Linked DNA regions of Homo sapiens: region 2 is linked to region 1. A link is a loop called in an ENCODE intact Hi-C map of the cell type or tissue named here. Cell type or tissue: adrenal gland. All regions are shown on one strand. Each heading gives the region's core, and the rest is flanking DNA. Links, peaks and the distances in the headings are about the cores only.

Evidence for each region. A loop is a pair of places that touch in the nucleus more often than their neighbours do. Peaks named below come from ENCODE experiments on the same cell type or tissue, not always from the same donor. Only the 100,000 strongest peaks of a DNase experiment are listed, where the experiment ranks them.
Region 2: a loop joins it to region 1, with 2.2 times the contacts of the local background. A loop is called at or near these places in 14 of 110 quality-filtered maps.

The regions. Positions count from the first base shown.
Region 1 is chr18:9,866,852-9,875,198 of GRCh38, forward strand. No RefSeq gene overlaps it. Among named protein-coding and RNA genes, the nearest start is that of TXNDC2, 15 kb to the right of the region's middle. RefSeq lists a cis regulatory region at 2,867-3,469 and an enhancer at 3,176-3,335. In adrenal gland, for the core only: no CTCF peak of the experiment used is centred there; DNase peaks (open chromatin) are centred at 3,113, 3,325 and 3,776; H3K27ac peaks cover 3,643 bases.
Region 2 is chr18:9,923,196-9,931,542 of GRCh38, forward strand. All of the region lies in intron 1 of VAPA (VAMP associated protein A), which reads left to right. It also overlaps the pseudogene RNA5SP450. Among named protein-coding and RNA genes, the nearest start is that of VAPA, 13 kb to the left of the region's middle. RefSeq lists a silencer at 3,317-3,611. In adrenal gland, for the core only: a CTCF peak has its summit at 4,648; no DNase peak of the experiment used is centred there; H3K4me3 peaks cover 2,647 bases; H3K27ac peaks cover 2,227 bases.

The sequences.
Region 1 (8,347 bases), core at 78-8,077:
CAGCCAGTGGGAGGAGGGTGGTGGGTGGAGTATGTCTTTACAGCAACTTCACCCAGGCTTGCCCTTTTAGGTTCCTGAATCTTCTGTTTAGTTCCAGACTCTTCCCCTAGTCTGGGGCACTTTAGAGAGTGAAAGGGCTGCTGGGACAGCAAGAGTAAAGGGTAGTTCTGAGCATACTGGGATGTGGGATCATTCTGGTCTAACCTTCTACACATCTGGCAATGGGGGAGGGTGTATTGGAGGACAGAAAATTCATGAGTTCCTGGGTAAGCACCTTATCACCTATCTTTGTAAAATTGTCCATCCGTCCATCATTCCAACAAGTGTTTATTGAGTGCTACTATGAGTCAGCTGGTGAACTAGTTTTTCATGCTCCATGAGATTTCTGCAATTACCAAGCTTACAAAGGAGAGAACGAAGAGAAGGGAAAAGACAAGACAACTGAGAATGGCAAGAATGAGGAGTTCATTCAACTACAGACAGGGCAGCGTGACTGGAGGAGGCACTCTGACCACATGGGTAGGAACCAGGGACTGGGGAGTCAGCCCCACCCCTTACTCATCAAATGATTCTGAGCAAGTTACTTGGTTTCTCTGAACCTCAGTTACCTCTTATAAAATGGGAATAGTATCCACATCACAGGGTTAATGTCAACGTGAAGTGAAATCATTGTTTGCAAGACACTTAGGACAGGGAACTGAGTGGCTATGATGATGTCCTAGGCTTCAGCCTTTGCCCTGAAGCTGAGAAGCATTCTTTTTCCCTGTCCTCTTAGTTGCTACGTTCTTTTTTTTTCTTTTCTTTTCTTTCTTTCTTTTTTTTTTTTTTTTTATACTTTAAGTTCCAGGACACATGTGCAGGATGTGCAGGTTTGTTACATAGGTGTACATGTGCCATGGTGGTTTGCTGCATCTATCAACCCATCATCTAGGTTTTAAGCCTCGCATTCACTAGGTATTTGTCCTAATGCTGACCCTCCCCTTTCCCCCCACCCCACAAAACAGGCCCCAGTGTGTGTTGTACCCCTCCCTGGTCTATGTGTTCTCATCGTTCAACTTCCACTCATGAGTGAGAACATGCAGTGTTTGATTTTCTGTTCCTGTGTTAGTTTGCTGAGAATGACGGCTTCCAGCTTCATCCACGTCCCTGAAAAGGACATGAACTCATTCTTTTTTATGGCTGCATAGTAGTCCATGGTGTGTATGTGCCACATTTTCTTTTTTCTTTTTTTTTTTTTTAGACAGAGTCTCGCTCTGTCGCCCAGGCTGGAGTGCAGTGGCACGATCTCAGCTCACTGCAAGCTCCGCCTCCCGGGCTCACACCATTCTCCTGCCTCAGCCTCCCAAGCAGCTGGGACTACAGGCACCCACCCCCATGCCTGGCTAATTTTTTTTGCATTTTTAGTAGAGACGGGGTTTCACTGCGCTAGCCAGGATTGTCTCGATCTCCTGACTTCCTGATCCGCCCACCTCGGCCTCCCAAAGTGCTGGGATTACAGGCGTGGGCCACCGCGCCCGGCCGCATTTGGGTTGGTTCCAAGTCTTTGCTATTGTAAATAGTGCTGCAATAAACATAGGTGTGTGGGTGTGTCTTTATAGTAGAATGATTTATAATCCTTTTGGTATATACTCAGCAATGGGATTGCTGAGTCAAATGGTATTTCTGGTTCTAGATCCTTGAGGAATCGTCCCACTGTCTTCCACAATGGTTGAACTAATTTACACTCTCGCCAACAGTGTAAAAGCATTCCTATTTCTCCACAGCCTCGCCAGCATCTATTGTTTCCTGACTTTTGAATAACCACCATTCTGACTGGCGTGAGATGTTATCTCATTGTGGTTTTTAGTTGCTGTATTCTTTTTTGTTCTGTTCCTTTTTCTTTTATTGGGAGGCAATGCAGTGTGCAGATTAAGACATCTGGAGTCAGACCACTCATGTCTGACTCCCAGCTCTGTAATCTGCTGGCAGTGAGACCGTTGGCAGATTGGTCCCTCTAAGCCTCAGTTTCCTCATATGCAAAATGCAGGTAGTAATTCATATGCACACACATACACACTTCTAGAATCCAAAAGCTTTGTAAACAGATTTTTTTTTTCCTGAGTTTGACATGGACTCATTTGGCAGCAGGACCAAACCTGAACTGACGTGATGCTCTTTATAATAGTTATTTATCCAACCAGGAGTGAGTATTTGTATATCTAGCTGCAGAAATACTACTGTGTTTCATGATAGGATCCTCCCGCTGACTGCTGGAATGTTCTGTGATAGATATACTATGTTACTTTGTAAAATCCAAAGTTCTGAGTTCTGAAAACATCTGCCCCCAGAGTATAAAGTATTGTCAGCGTGTGGTATTTACCCTCAGGTGTGTCCTGAGGACCGAGTGAGAGGGTGTGTGTGATGAGGCTTTCACACGGGGAGCCCCAGGCAGCTCTTGGGAATGCTATTCACATGGAAGGTGACACACTCATGGTGCCTCCCAAGTGGAGCCATGGGGTTTATGCTACAGAAGAATTGTTATGGCCCTGGCACCAAGCAAGCGCTCAAAAACAGTAACAGCCAACATGAATACAGGGGCTTGCTATGTGCCAGACACAGTTCTAGGGGCTTTACATCATATTATCTCTTTTTATCTTTACAACAGCCTTTATGAGGCAGACACTATTATCTCCACTTTACAAGTGAGGAAACCCAGACACAGAAGGTTAAGTAAATTACCCAAGACTTTCTGATCAAGAGAGACAAAAGTCAAAGATCAGCTACTACTGTTTTCTCCTTTCTTTCCTCTCATTATAAGTGCTGCACATAATAAAAGAATGAAGAAAAGGAGATCCATGATTAATGAAAATTTCCCAGGAGCTACTTTCAAACTGTATCTCATTTTATCCGCAAAACAAATCTGAGATAGATGTGAAATTGTTCTCCTTTTACAGAAGGAGCATGGAGAGCTTAAGGGACATAAGGAGGGCAAGTGCATTCATGCGGAGGTCCGTCCTATGTCCTATTCCAAAACCCATTGTTGCATCTCAAGAGGAAGTTTTGACAGGGGAGTTAAGGGTTAACCAGCTCAGGCTGGAAATGCTGAATCACCCAATTAAAGGAGACTTGCTGCTTTGATGGGAAGGTCTGATCCAAAACTGCTGGGGTGACTCTCCTTGACCCTACCGTTTGGGCAGCTTCATTTATCTTTTCTGTGTCCCTGACCTTGATGTTGAAACCATTACTCAACCCTCAGTGAAGTTCTTAACCGGCTTTTTTGAAATGACTCATGCATCAAGGTCCAGCCATCTTGACTTTGTAGGGCCCGATGCCCTGAATTAGCTTCTGAGAACCCAGTGCCCAAACTGGTGTCCCCAGGTGGGCCTGGCAGACCATAGGTGGCAGCTTTCTCGGTTCTCCTTCACTTCACTTCTCTCTGGATGTGTGCGTGCTTTTTCTCTCATTGCTAAGGCACGCCCCAAGCTTTTTGCTTATTTGTTTTTATTTTCATCTTAAAATCACCCATGCACTGTTTTACCCCTCCCATCAACCTACCTATATGCATAAATCTTCTCTAGTTTTGATCAGCTGTCTTTTTTTCCTCCTCCAAGCCACCCTCTCTTCCCTTCTCACTAAAGAAATTCTTAAATGAGAATCATGATGTACTCACTTGATCATCTAGTCACTGCTCGCCTGAATTCAGTCCCTCCCCCAGCTCTGCACTTTCAAAGCCTATCCCCTCTTTCCACTCTCCACTCTCAGAGGGCAGGTGAAGCTGTGGGCCCCTCTCTCCCTCCTGGACCCTCCTTCTCCAGCCCAGAAGCTGGTTCTGTGGTTTCTGCACTTCTTTTACTGCCCTTTTCATTTTCCTTTGCTGGCTCTTCTTAGAGCTTAAATGCAGGTACTTCCTGCAAACGTGTGTTCCTATTTCTCCTCAGTACACCTTCCTTCTGATTTCATCCAACTTTATGGCTTCAACTATTGCCTCTGGGTGTCTGGCTTCTACACTGTTGTCTAGCCTGACTGCTTTCCAGAGATCAGAGCTTGATTTCCAGCTGCGGAATGGGTGTACTGAAGTCCCCTCTTGCATGCAAATAGTGTTGCACCTTGTTAACAATGCCATTCCTGCGCTGCATTCATTCTCTCAGAGGCTCAGGCTTCAAATTTGAGAGCCAGTTTCAGCTCCTTTCAAGCACTGACCAAACCATGGAAATTCTATTTCTGAGTTTCTCAAACCTTTTTTCCTTCTTTCCACTGTCCTAGCATAGGCTTTTGATATGTTCTATCTTGATTATAGTGATAGTTTCTCAGTAGATCTCTTTGATTGTTATCTTTGGCTCTCAGAGCTAGCATAGAATATGCTAGCAGTGAGTGATGTAGGTACACAGCAAATCGTATCATTTCCTGAAAACTTTCTGTGAGTCTCTTATTGCAAATTAAGTAAAATTGCAACTCTGTAACCTGTGGTGAAATGCCCCTTTCATTTAGCCCAGCCTCCATCCTGGCCCCATCGCTGCCCAGGGTCCCTGCTCCTGCCCACATCACACCCTGGTTGCTTTCTCCTAACTGGAAGGCCATCCATCTTTGCTCCTCTCTGCCTGGCAATATACCACCCTGCGTCGGAGGCTGGGAAGCAATTTTAGGAGGCTTTCCTGGATCTCCCCAGGAGGAATCAGAGTCACCATAGAATTGGGGGCAGCAGGTTAGCCTATAAGTTAGGGTCAAATCGTGTTCACCAGAGACAGTGCATTTTTTGCACTAAACATCATGAGTCTAGTATTAAAATGTCATTTTTCTTCTCTACACTCAGTGTTGTAGCAGGAGACCAGGAAGTTAATTGTGATGACCTTCGTGAGTCAAAAAAGAGAAACTCACAAGATATGGGCACTTTGATCCTATCGTGCAAGTTTTCATTGAGTGTCTGGGTTATTCCACACTGCGCTGTAAAGACTGCAGATACCAAGGCATATCTTACCCTCAAGAAGCCTATATTTGGACTGGGAAAGAGAGATTTGTACCATATAACATCATTTCATGAAATGCATGGTGCTGACGGGACTGTGTTAATCTGTGACATTTTACCCTTTTTTTGGTTTAAACATTTGTTTTTCAATATTATGATTTTAAACTTTGGATGTATTGGAAACATGGGAATAGTGTCTTTCACCTCTCTCCAATTTCCTTTATTTCTTAAAATTAACGCATAATAATTGCACAGATTTATGGGGTACATAGTGATGTTTTGATACATACAATATATAGTGATTCTCCTTTTTCTTTACTCAGAGGCTAAGGTGGAGATGGTGGTCTGCCAGATGTTCATAAAGATCATTTCAGCAAAAATATTTTTTAAATTAAGTGTTTTAGTATAAACCTTCTTCAACTGTTTTCCATTATACAAGCTGTAATCCATCCATGCCTTTATTCATTCATGCATTAAGGGCCCACTGAATGCCACATTTGCTTACGGTGAGAATGAGCTTGGACCCTTCCCAGGAAGGAAGGTATTGACCATCTGTCTGAACATCTAAACATTGTCTGAACGTCGAAGCTACAATACACTAAAAGATGATTACTGGGGGCCTGCTGCTTTGCTTCTTTCTACCTGCTCCACCCCACTGTGGCTCCATTCGTTCTGAAGGCAGATGTAGCCTATAGTAGTCTGCTCACTTGTCTGGCTTCTTTAGAAGGTGGGCGTTGGTAGATTCAAAGAACAGCAAGCAGACAGCAACGTCTTTACACCATGAACTATGGTGCATTTGATAAATATTTTTAGTGGCATATTTGTATTAAAACATCAACAAACTTACACCTACCCTGAATCTTACCGAAGCAGCTCCACATGGAATTTTTCAGTAAATACTTACACCAAAGAGCTTTAAACATTACACTAGAAAGTCAGAAGTGGTCAGAGTAGGACCACTGCTCACAGCTCTATCTTGGCAGGGTACCCATGGATCCTCAGTTAGATTTTCAGACTCTTTAGAGTGGAATCTAGAAGAGAAATCTTTCTTCTGCTAATACTGCTCACCTCTTGTAATAGACATTGCAGGTACCCTCTCCAAGCACAATTTCTTAGCACTGGCCTCTATTCTCAGATGACTGCTCACTGCAAACACCTGTGATGCTTTCAGGGTGGTTGTGGGGACATGCAGGGCCTGTGCCTAGGGCAAGCAGAGGTGCCAGGCTTACTGCCCCTAGACAAAATGTTCCAATGAAGTCTAGAGAGTTGGCATTACTCCCTCCCAGCTTGCCTTTGGTGTGAGCTTCAGTTGTACACAGTGGCAACTGACTTGATCACCTTCCAACTCCCCCTCCAGTGTCTCCTGGGATTATCTCCCAAATAAACTACTTGCACTCAAATTTTTGTCTTAGGATCTGCTTTTCAGAGTTTAACTAAAGTTTATAATTTTTTATTCAGTGATGAAATAAACAATAAACAAAACAACATGGGAATGCCATAAATGCGTATTGCTAAGAGAAAGAAGTCAGTCTGAGAAGGTTGCATACTATATTATTCCATTTTGTGACATTCTGGAAAGACAAAACTATAGAGACAATGAGCAAATCAGTGGTTGCTGTGGGTTTGCAGAAGGATGAGGGCTGACTAGGTGAAGCACATATTTTTTTAGGGCTATGAAACTATTCTGTATGGTACTGTAGTGGTGGTTAATAATACCATCTATTGGCTGGGAGCAGTGGCTCATGCCTGTAATCCCAGCACTTTGGGAGGCCAAGGTGGGCGGATCACGAGGTCAGGAGTTTGAGACCAACCTGGCCAACATGGTGAAACCCCATCTCTACTAAAAATACAAAAAATTAGCTGGGCGTGGTGGCAGATGCCTGTAATCCCAGCTGCTCAAGAGGCTGAGGCAGGAGAATCACTTGAACCCAGGAGGCGGAGGTTAGAGTGAGCCAAGATAGTGACATTGTACTCCAGCCTGGGCAACAGGAGTGAAATTCCGTCAAAAAAAAAAAAAACCCACAAAAAACAAAAAACAAACAAACAAAAAAAAACCCATCCATTTGTCAAAACCCAAAGGACTCCACAGCACAAAATAATATATGCAAATTTGAAAAAAACGACCGACAGAACAGGGTTCTAGGATGAAATGAAGATTGTGACAAAAGAATATACAGTCATAGCCTGGGTAGCATAGCGATACCCTGTCTCTACAAAAAAAATACAACAATTAGCCAGGCATTGTGGTGCACAACTGTAGTCCCAGCTACTTGGGGGACTGAGGTGGCAGGATTGCTTGAGCTTGGGAGGTTGAGGCTACAGTGAGCCTGTGTTCACACCACTGCACTCCAGACTGGGCAACAAAGTGAGACCCTGTCTCAAAAAAAGAAAACAAAAAAGAATATACAGTCATGCATCACTTAATGACAGGGATACATTCTGAAAAATGTGTCATTAGGTGGTTTCATCATAGTGTGAACATCATAGAGTGAAATTAAACAAACGTAGATAGTACAGCCTATTGCTCCTAGGCTATAAACCCCTAGAGCATGTTACCATACTGAATACTGTAGGCAATTATAACTTGATGGTATTTGTGTGCCTAATCCATACCTAAACATAGAAAAGATGCAGTAAAAATATGCTATAAAAGATTGAAATGGCCGGGCGTGGTGGCTCACGCCTGTAATCCCAGCACTTTGGGAGGCAGAGGCTGGCAGATCACCTGAGGTCAGGAGTTCAAGACCAGCCTGGCCAACATGGTAAAACTCCGTCTCTACTAAAAATACAAAAATAGCTGGGTGTGACGGTGGGTGCCTGTAATCCCAGCTACTTGGGAGGCTGAGGCAGAAGAATCACTTGAACCTGGGAGGTGAAGGTTGCAGTGAGCCGAGATCGTGCCGTTGCACTCCAGCCTGGATGCCAAGAGCGAAACTCCATCTCAAAAACAAAAAAAGTTAAAATGGTACATCTTCATAGGGCACTTTCTGTACATAGGAAGTTGCTCTGGGTGAGTCAGTGAGTGAGCGGTGAATGTAAAAGCCTGAGACATGCCTGTACATTATTGTGTACTTTATAAACACTGTACCTTTAGTCTACACTAAATTTATTTTAAAAATAATTTTGCCATGACATTAGGGCAGCCATGATGCCACTAGCTAATAGGAATTTTTCAGTTCTGTTATAATCTTATGGGACCACTGTTGTATGTGCAGTCCATCACTGACCAAATGCCATTATGTGGTGCATGACTTTAACTATATTACAAATGTGTGATATAACTTCACTGAAGGTGTCAGGAGAAAGAAATGCTGATGTTAAGTAACTTTGGAAATGCGGGAAACTATAAAACTAAAGATAAAAGGAACTATATGTACAAGCACTGTGCTCCAGTTGATAAAGTTG
Region 2 (8,347 bases), core at 195-8,194, 56 kb after region 1:
ACTGTTCTGAAAATTCAGATTTAAAGGAGTGAGAAGTTTAGTTACGTATCTTTTAGCTTTTTAAGGAAATGATTAGATTGAATTACCGTTAAAAAGTAGGGATGTTAATTAAAAAAGAATTGTTGCTATGAGAGGACTTTTAAACTTTTAGCATTTTAAGGAAATGATTAGATTGAATTACCGTTAAAAAGTAGGGATGTTAATTAAAAAAGAATTGTTGCTATGAGAGGACTTTTAAACGTATGTTTATAGTATAACTTGACAAATTTCTCATGGGCCTATGTTTTGACAGCTCTTTTGTAGCTGTATGTTTCATGTATGTGTGTATATGTGTGAAGTGTATATGAATATGTATATAATTTTAATTCTTGAATAATATGACATGGAGTGACTGTCATACTTTAAAGACATAGGGTGCCTTTAAATCATACAGTGTTTCCTGTTTAGTTTTTCCTGTGAAAAAATTTTACTTTTTAAAGCCTGTAGGGCCAGAATCTCTTGGTCTTGTTTTCTGAGTACTGTTCCCACTGAGAAAAACCTCACTAACAACAGATCCCCAAAAAATCTGTGGTTCTGAATTTTTTCAGTTTTTTCTTCCAGGATTTTACAAGTAAGAGGATTTATAAGCAAATTAAGCTACTATGGGTACATGTTTAAAAGTCCCTTGTTATATAAAATCAGTGCTAAATTAGAAAATGGAAAAAGTATAGATATTATAAAGCTGTCTATGGCCATACCACCCTGAACGCGCCCCATCTCGTCTGATCTCGGAAGCTAGCAGGGTCTGGTTAGTACTTGGATGGGAGATATTATAAAGCCAATAAAAATTACTCAATCTCACAAAATAACCTCTGTTAACATTTTGATAAACTTTTTATAGCTATGCTGTGTATAATTATATATTTGTATTTTGTATGTTTTTAGTTAAGATTATTGTGATCATTTTTTCATGTTATATTTTCCCCTAGCAAAAACTTTAGATCTAAATAATAAAAAAAAAAGTTTGTTTCAGGTTCTCTGAAAATGTACCTTCTTTTCTATTTCTTTACATCCTACCTGTCTAGAATCCAAAAACTTAAACTTTAGATGTGGACCGCTCGTTTCTATTTTAATCAAGATGTTAAATTATTAGTAAGTAGCATGCACTAATTTCACGTTCATTCTTGAACACTAACATTGTTCTTTTACAAATAATTTACGTATGTGTACATCTTATTGTTCTTTGGAAGTTTAGAGTGGAGGGACATAAAATTGGTATGAAATGTTGCAAATCAAAGTGTTCCACTTCTGTGTTAAGACTATTGTTTATTTTCTCTGCCTTGTTTTCAAGATTATGTCACCAGGATTGTTTAGGTCAGACTGAGCAGTGTATGCATCAGAATACCTTAAAAAGCACTCCTAAAACGTTTAAGGTAGTTTTTTAAGATGAAATGTCAATAAAGCTGTGATGGGTTTAAGATTGAATTATCTCCCATCTTTACCACCGGGTAGAAGACGTTCTTTAAGGTGGTAAGTAAAGTTAATCACAATGTCACATGACATGAGAGAAGCCTTAGAGATCATTTTGCCTACAAATTCTAAAATGAAGCAGGTTAGACTGGGATAGAGAGGGGAAGTGATTTACCCAAGGTCCATCAGCTAGGTAATGGTTTTAGCTGTTAAGCCTCAGATTGAACATACTACATTATGCTTTTTTTTTTTTTAAAGTCATAGTATAACATCAGTAACAAAAATGAGCATCTCCCTTGCCCCAGAAGGCTGCCAAAAGAATGGAAAGAAGTGTTTTCATTTTTTATTTAGGTACGTGTTTATGTAAAGGTGATGGATGAGTATTTATACGACCAGAACAATACTACACTGTATGAAAATGGTGTAAAAGAAGTAAAAGACATGGTCCCTTCCGGTTGGTAACTTTTTCATACTGTAATTTTAGGCTCCCAGAATGGGAATACTGGTTTATAAAAAATGATTACATGACCATATTAAGTGGATTTTGGAGAGTTTTCATGATACATTCTGAAACTGTTGATTGTATAGTATGGATAAACTGATTGTATAATATGATTGTATAATATGTTTGTATAATTGTATAATATGATTGTATAATATGGACAGTGAGGCAATTTCAGTAATTAAAGCCCTTAGAGGCTTAAATAAAATAGTGCAGTCTTGCTTTTCCATTAATCTCAGGATCCATACTTTTATGATGTTAGTGAAATCTTATGAAGAGATATGTTTTAGTGCTTCAATGACTAAGTTTTTAAAAATAGAACTAAGACTCATTTTTTTTCCCAGAAAGTATTACTCTATTTGTACAAAAATATTTATACAAAAATATTTCTTCAGTACCTACTACACCAGGCATTGTGTTAGTTGCTGGGGATACAGCAGCTAACGAAACAAAGACCTATTCATGGAGCTTACATCAAGTCTGATATTTAAATGTGTTTGAAAAAAACATACAGTAAGGGTAAATTCAAGTGACATCATTTAAAAAATTTGTAATAAGAATGTTTTAGGGCTTTCTTGGATGTAAAAATGTAAAATATTTTTTGAGTGCTTGATACTTATTTCAGGAAGTGTTCAGTGTTGACCTGTGTGACCAAGAGAAATACAATATCAATTTAAAAATCTTTTTCATATATTGCTAATTTGACTGCACTTTCATGCTTTATTGTGGCAGAAGTCTACCTGGAATACTTATGAATTAGAAAATAAATACCGTTTGGTTATACGTACAAAATTTATGAGAGTTCAGGCCCTAGAGTCAGACCTGGTTTGACTTCCCACTTTCATTGCTTTGAGTTATATGACCTTGGACTACTGTTTACCTTCTAAGTTGAATCATTTGTAAACTTGGTATATTAAAATGTAATGAAAGTATCTACTTCATGGACTTGTGAGGGTTAAATAACATAGTTCATACAAAGTTATTGATACATGAGTGCCCAATAAACGCTAGCTGTTCCGTTAGTAGATATTCTGTGTACTATATAGTATTAATATATGTTTTGTATATATGATTACCTTAACATGATGCCACAGATACTCAGCAGCATAACCCTTGTGTAACTGGGAAACAGTTTAATCAGTGATACAACTTAATTAGCTAAAACCTGTTAGAAACATTGAAGGTAGTCATCACCTGCATTGCTGTGGCTACATTGTTTGTGTATTTGAGCAGAGCACCCAGCCTTCCTCATTAGTCTGCACTGCATAGCTAAGAATTTACAAAGACCTTGTCAAGAACTGTGAAGGGACTGAAAATTTAGCCTGCTGCAGTTTTGTAGATGTTGGTAGAAGACATGAGATTTCCTGAGTTAGACAGTGGACATCATTGTTCATGGCACTGCAAGTGGAATGGGCTTTATATTTGTGTTGTTTTCCTTGCCCTCCTCAAGTTCCATGGAGGTGACAGAGGTGTTCGGGTAGATGCTACTCACATAGTGAGTTTGCATCATAACTAGAAACCCTGAGCTTAGAGAACCGGAATCTTTCATAGTGGGCTGCACAGAAACCTACCTGACCTTTGTTCCAGTAGAAGACCTTATCTTGATTATATTGGTCAGTGAACAAACCTGCCCCTCTCCTCAGAAGGGAGGTGTTGTCTTCTAAGACAGTTCACTATTTAATACATTCTTGAAAAGATAGCCTGGGTAAAAACCCCCAGGACTACTTCTTGCAAGATGTGCAGAAATGCTAGAGGCCCATGGAGAATTGTCTCCTAAACACACCTCTGAGTAACTAGCCTAAATGGGGGTCACAGAGTTCATAAATTAATGTTCATGTGCATTGTCTGTTTATTCTTAAGTTACATTTTAGAAGTGTTTTCTGTTTTCTGAAATGCTCTGTGTGATATACTACTGCTTATCCCATATTAAAATTTTATTCTCTTAACAGAAAACAAATACTAAAGTTGATATGCATACTGAGATGTTCAGGAGTGACTATATTGGTGTCTTCAGCTTAGTTTGATGTGCATCAAAAATTAAGTGGATGTCTGGACAGGGCAGATAGATATGCTGCAAAGTAAATACAGCAAAATGTTCATCGTAGAATGTGAGTGATGAGTGTATGAGTGTTTATATAATTATCTCAACTTCTTTGTCAAATTTTTCATAATAAAATGTTGGGGGAAAAGCTAGCTGTTCCCCTCCTCCACAATTGATTCTCTTTGCAGCTGAACTCAACTCAGCCTTTCAAGGTAACTTTGTCATCAGTAGTTCACATCAAAATATGGATGAATGATAACAGTTTTTAAGAACTGTTACAGTGGTTCTTTTTTTTTTTTTTTGATAGCTCTTCTTAGCTTAGTGGGATTCCTTTTAAGACTGGGTGGTTTGGAGAATAAAGGTCCCGCTATTTAAAAGGAAGTCATTGTTCTGAATGGTTGAATTTTACACATATGGACTGACTAAAAAGGGTATTTCCTGCTGGAAAAATGTTTTTAGGCAAAGGAGGCAGGCCAGTCTCACTTGACTGACTTTTGGGTGAGCTGCCTTAAAATTTTCTAATATTTTTGACATGTCAGGCTCTAAGTTTTTTTAAAACTTATGTTCAGACTTTTTTACTCAAAGGCCACATTTATGTATGTGTTACATTTCTGTTTGATTGTAAAAATTTGGGACTAGGAGTAGGATTTTGGCTTAATGGCAGTGACAGCTGTAGAGGAGTTGGGACAGAATACTTAGTGGCAGGAAATGGTAGGGCTTCCAAAGAACAACAGCCACATAATTGAAAGGTAGAAGTATTTTAATTGTAGATTTTTTTCAATATAAGAGTGCAAATAAATGTAACGTATGCAGTTTTCTTTTTTCATATGGGATAGTTCATTATAAACAGTGACATATCTCTAATATAAGTTTCTATCAATACTTTTGATTAAAATGGACTAGTTAAAAAATTGTTTCCTAAATGTTAAACTAAGCATTCATATTGGGCAAATGATAGGATTTCCCTGATTTATAGGGATTAAGTTTTAGAAATCCTCTAAACCTATTTATTACATAAATTGCATCAGATGTTCACTTTGTCATCAAAACTGCTTTTCACTGTTTTTTCAATTTTTCAAGGTTATTTCAAGGATCAGTTTTTCTGAAAAAACATTTTTATTGTTTTTCGTAAATAAAAGATATATACAGTTCAAGGAATTATCAAAAGTTAAATACTCATATAATCACCTCCAGGGTTAGAAATAGAACTTGGCTAGCATTCGGCAAAGTGCTCCTTTTACCCTCTCCCAGTTACTTCCACTGCAGGATTAACCATTATCCTGACTTTTATGGTGGCCACTTGTTTCTCTTGATGGTTTAATCACCTAAGGCTTACAAAGGATACATTTTCAATTAGTGAAGCAGATTATTGGTTTAATTCAGGGGTTCTTAACTCTAACTTCATAACTCATTTTTATATTTTGTAATGCTATTGCTATCCTGAAATGAAATGCATATATAAAATGACCAACATATGTAATTAAAAATGTTAAAATATATTTGCCCTAGCTATAACATAAGGGGAAAAAAAGGAAGTAATTTTATAATGGAATGCTCATTTTAAGTGTAAATGTTTGGGCGTGACTACACTAGAAGACATAATGAAGTAGTCAGATACTTGTACCCTACTTAAGTTTGTAGGTACAGTAGTCAGATGTTTGTATCTACTTAAGGTGAGTAAGTTTGGATTTAAGAGAAATAAGAGTTATCCGAGTAGTACTGACAGTTTTCTTAACATTGTTAAAAGGGCAAAATAAGAATATGCCGTTTTAGGGCATATAGGTAGATTCATGTGAATATAGGTAGATTCATGTGAATGTGTTACCTACAGATGCCTGCTGACTAATTCAGATGTGTTGTATTGGTGATTCAGGTATGATGAGTGGCATTGCTATTGTTAGAATAGTCTTCAGTAATAGTGAACTCACCTTTTAACATTTTGAAGAAAAGAGTACACATTTTTCCTGTTCACGTAATAGATGAATACTTGGAAAAGAGGTTTTTCACCAATATGAATTTCTGGAGGAGTATTTGAAAATTCGGTGCAATGGGAACATAGTACTTCATTGTGTGGGTCTGCATTGCAGAATGTCTACCGTCCTGTTTCCTGCCCCCACCCCCTGCTCCTAATGAAAGGAGCAGTTACCACCTAAAGGGTTATGTTTGTAGCACTTTCAGTAAAGAATATAACTTCTCTTTTTTGAAGATCTTAAGGTAGATTTCTTCATCAGGCCTTTTAATCAGCAGCTCCTGGCGGGGTGGGGGTACATGATACAACCCCTCCATCCCTGAACTCAGCTCTCCAACTCATTTTACCTTCCATAAAAGTCAATGTAAAATGTTTTTGAATATTTACCTATGTATGTTTTTATGAGGTGGGATATGGCTTTCGTCAGGTTCTTAAAGGATTCTGTGACTCACAAAAGTGGACCAGATATTTCTTTCCGTGACTTTTTTAAGCTATTAAATCTGGTTATTCCTTTGCTAATGGTCATCAGTACTTGATAATTTTCTATTTTAAACTAGGAAAGGGGCTCAAACTCTTAGCTATCTGCTGGGAGCAACCCTCATTGAGAGGCTAGAGGGATACAATGGAGCAGAAAATCTCAAATTCAGTAGTTAAGTGGGTTTATTATAGATAATTCTACGTTTTACTCGCAAGTTAACATGTCCTGTTAAGAATTTAGTTTTGAATGGGTGAGGTGTATTTCTTTTGATATATTATCATCATCTTTAGATAATTTATATTTTTATGTCTAGAAAGCCCACTATCTGTATTGACAATTTATAATCCCTGGTGGGCAGTATCGTGAAATGTAAATACTATTTCAGAATTCGTACAACTCTTGTAGAGTTTGTTGATGAAAACTGACCCACAGTCATTTTAAAAATCAGTTTAAAAAATTATTTTACCTTAGTTTGGATAATTGGTACTTTTTAAAATTGGGGAGAATTAAATTAATAAAACATTTAATTCTAAAAACTTACATAATTATGTTATGAAAATACATAAATATGTAATTAAAATAATTAGGCATTCACTATGGATTAGGATTGTTCAAAATTAAAATTTTGTGACATGTCTTTTTGTCATGTTACTAAGAAATTGGATCTTTATTTTAATCTGTGATTGCTACTAATGTTAAAGTCCTAGTCAAAATAGTCCTATAACATTTTACATTTTTAAGCGTTTGTAGTAATTATGGGTTTGAGAATGTTAAGAAATGGAATTTGCCTTTAAGACTTCTAGTTTTATCAGTTCAAAACGTATCTCCAGCCAGCCATTTTGTGGATTCATGTAGTGAAATGGACACATTGGAGTTTTCGTCTTTACTCTCATACTAGTTTTATGGTGGAGTTTTTAATCAGATGCTTTTCAAAAAGATAATGGAAGCTCTTGGGGTTGAAGAAGCAGCAAGGGTTGTATGTTGTAAATGGAATGATTAGTTTGACCATATAATGAAACAAGCAGTTCAGAAGATCATACTTTGTCATATGTATGCTTTTTTTTTAAAAAAAAAATGCAGACCTGTTAGTTATATTAAAATGCTTTCTTTTCTATAACTGGTTCTCTGCCTTTCTATGCTTGCTTCTAATTTTCACTCATTTTTATCTCCTTCCTCTCATCCTAGTTCCAAATTTTTATTTATTAGAAAATATTTTACTACTAACAAACTTTAAGCATAGCATAAAATCATTTTGCTTCTTAGGGCTTGAAATAAGTGTCTTTTAATGACTTTGTAAAATTTTAAAAGACATGCTTATTCTTAAGATTGAAATAAAGAAAAGAGAGCCTTTATAATAGTTGTCTTTGATTCCAGCCTTCTAGCTTTTTTAAAAAATACATAACTTTAAACGAATTGTTTTTAGAACGATTTAAAATTACTTTTGGAATACTTAGAACTGTGGTTATTGTTCCCAACTGGAACATGTTTTTATGTTCTTCCTCCAAATTAACAGGTATTTATTTTGTTGTCTAAATTAATCTGCATAATTTTTCTTCAGGCTTTTCTTCAGCAAAATGGATCAGCCTTTTGGGTTCTTTGTTTTGTAATTTTATGTTGTTTGGGTGCAGAACCAAAGCTTAAAAACTTTGTATCTAGAGCATATGGCATAATAAACACTTAACAAATATGTGAATGAATGAATGGATTGAATGAATGAACAAACAAAATTGAGGTGAAGCAAAAGCACTGATGTCATAGGGTGTAGGGTCTTCAGATGTAGAGATTTTTGCAGTTGGCCTAGTAAAATGAACTTGAAGATTGACACTGGTTTGCAGACAACTGGGAAATTCTGTTATTTTCAGCAACGTATTAACAACATACTGTAAAAATACAGTTGTAAAGTTCATA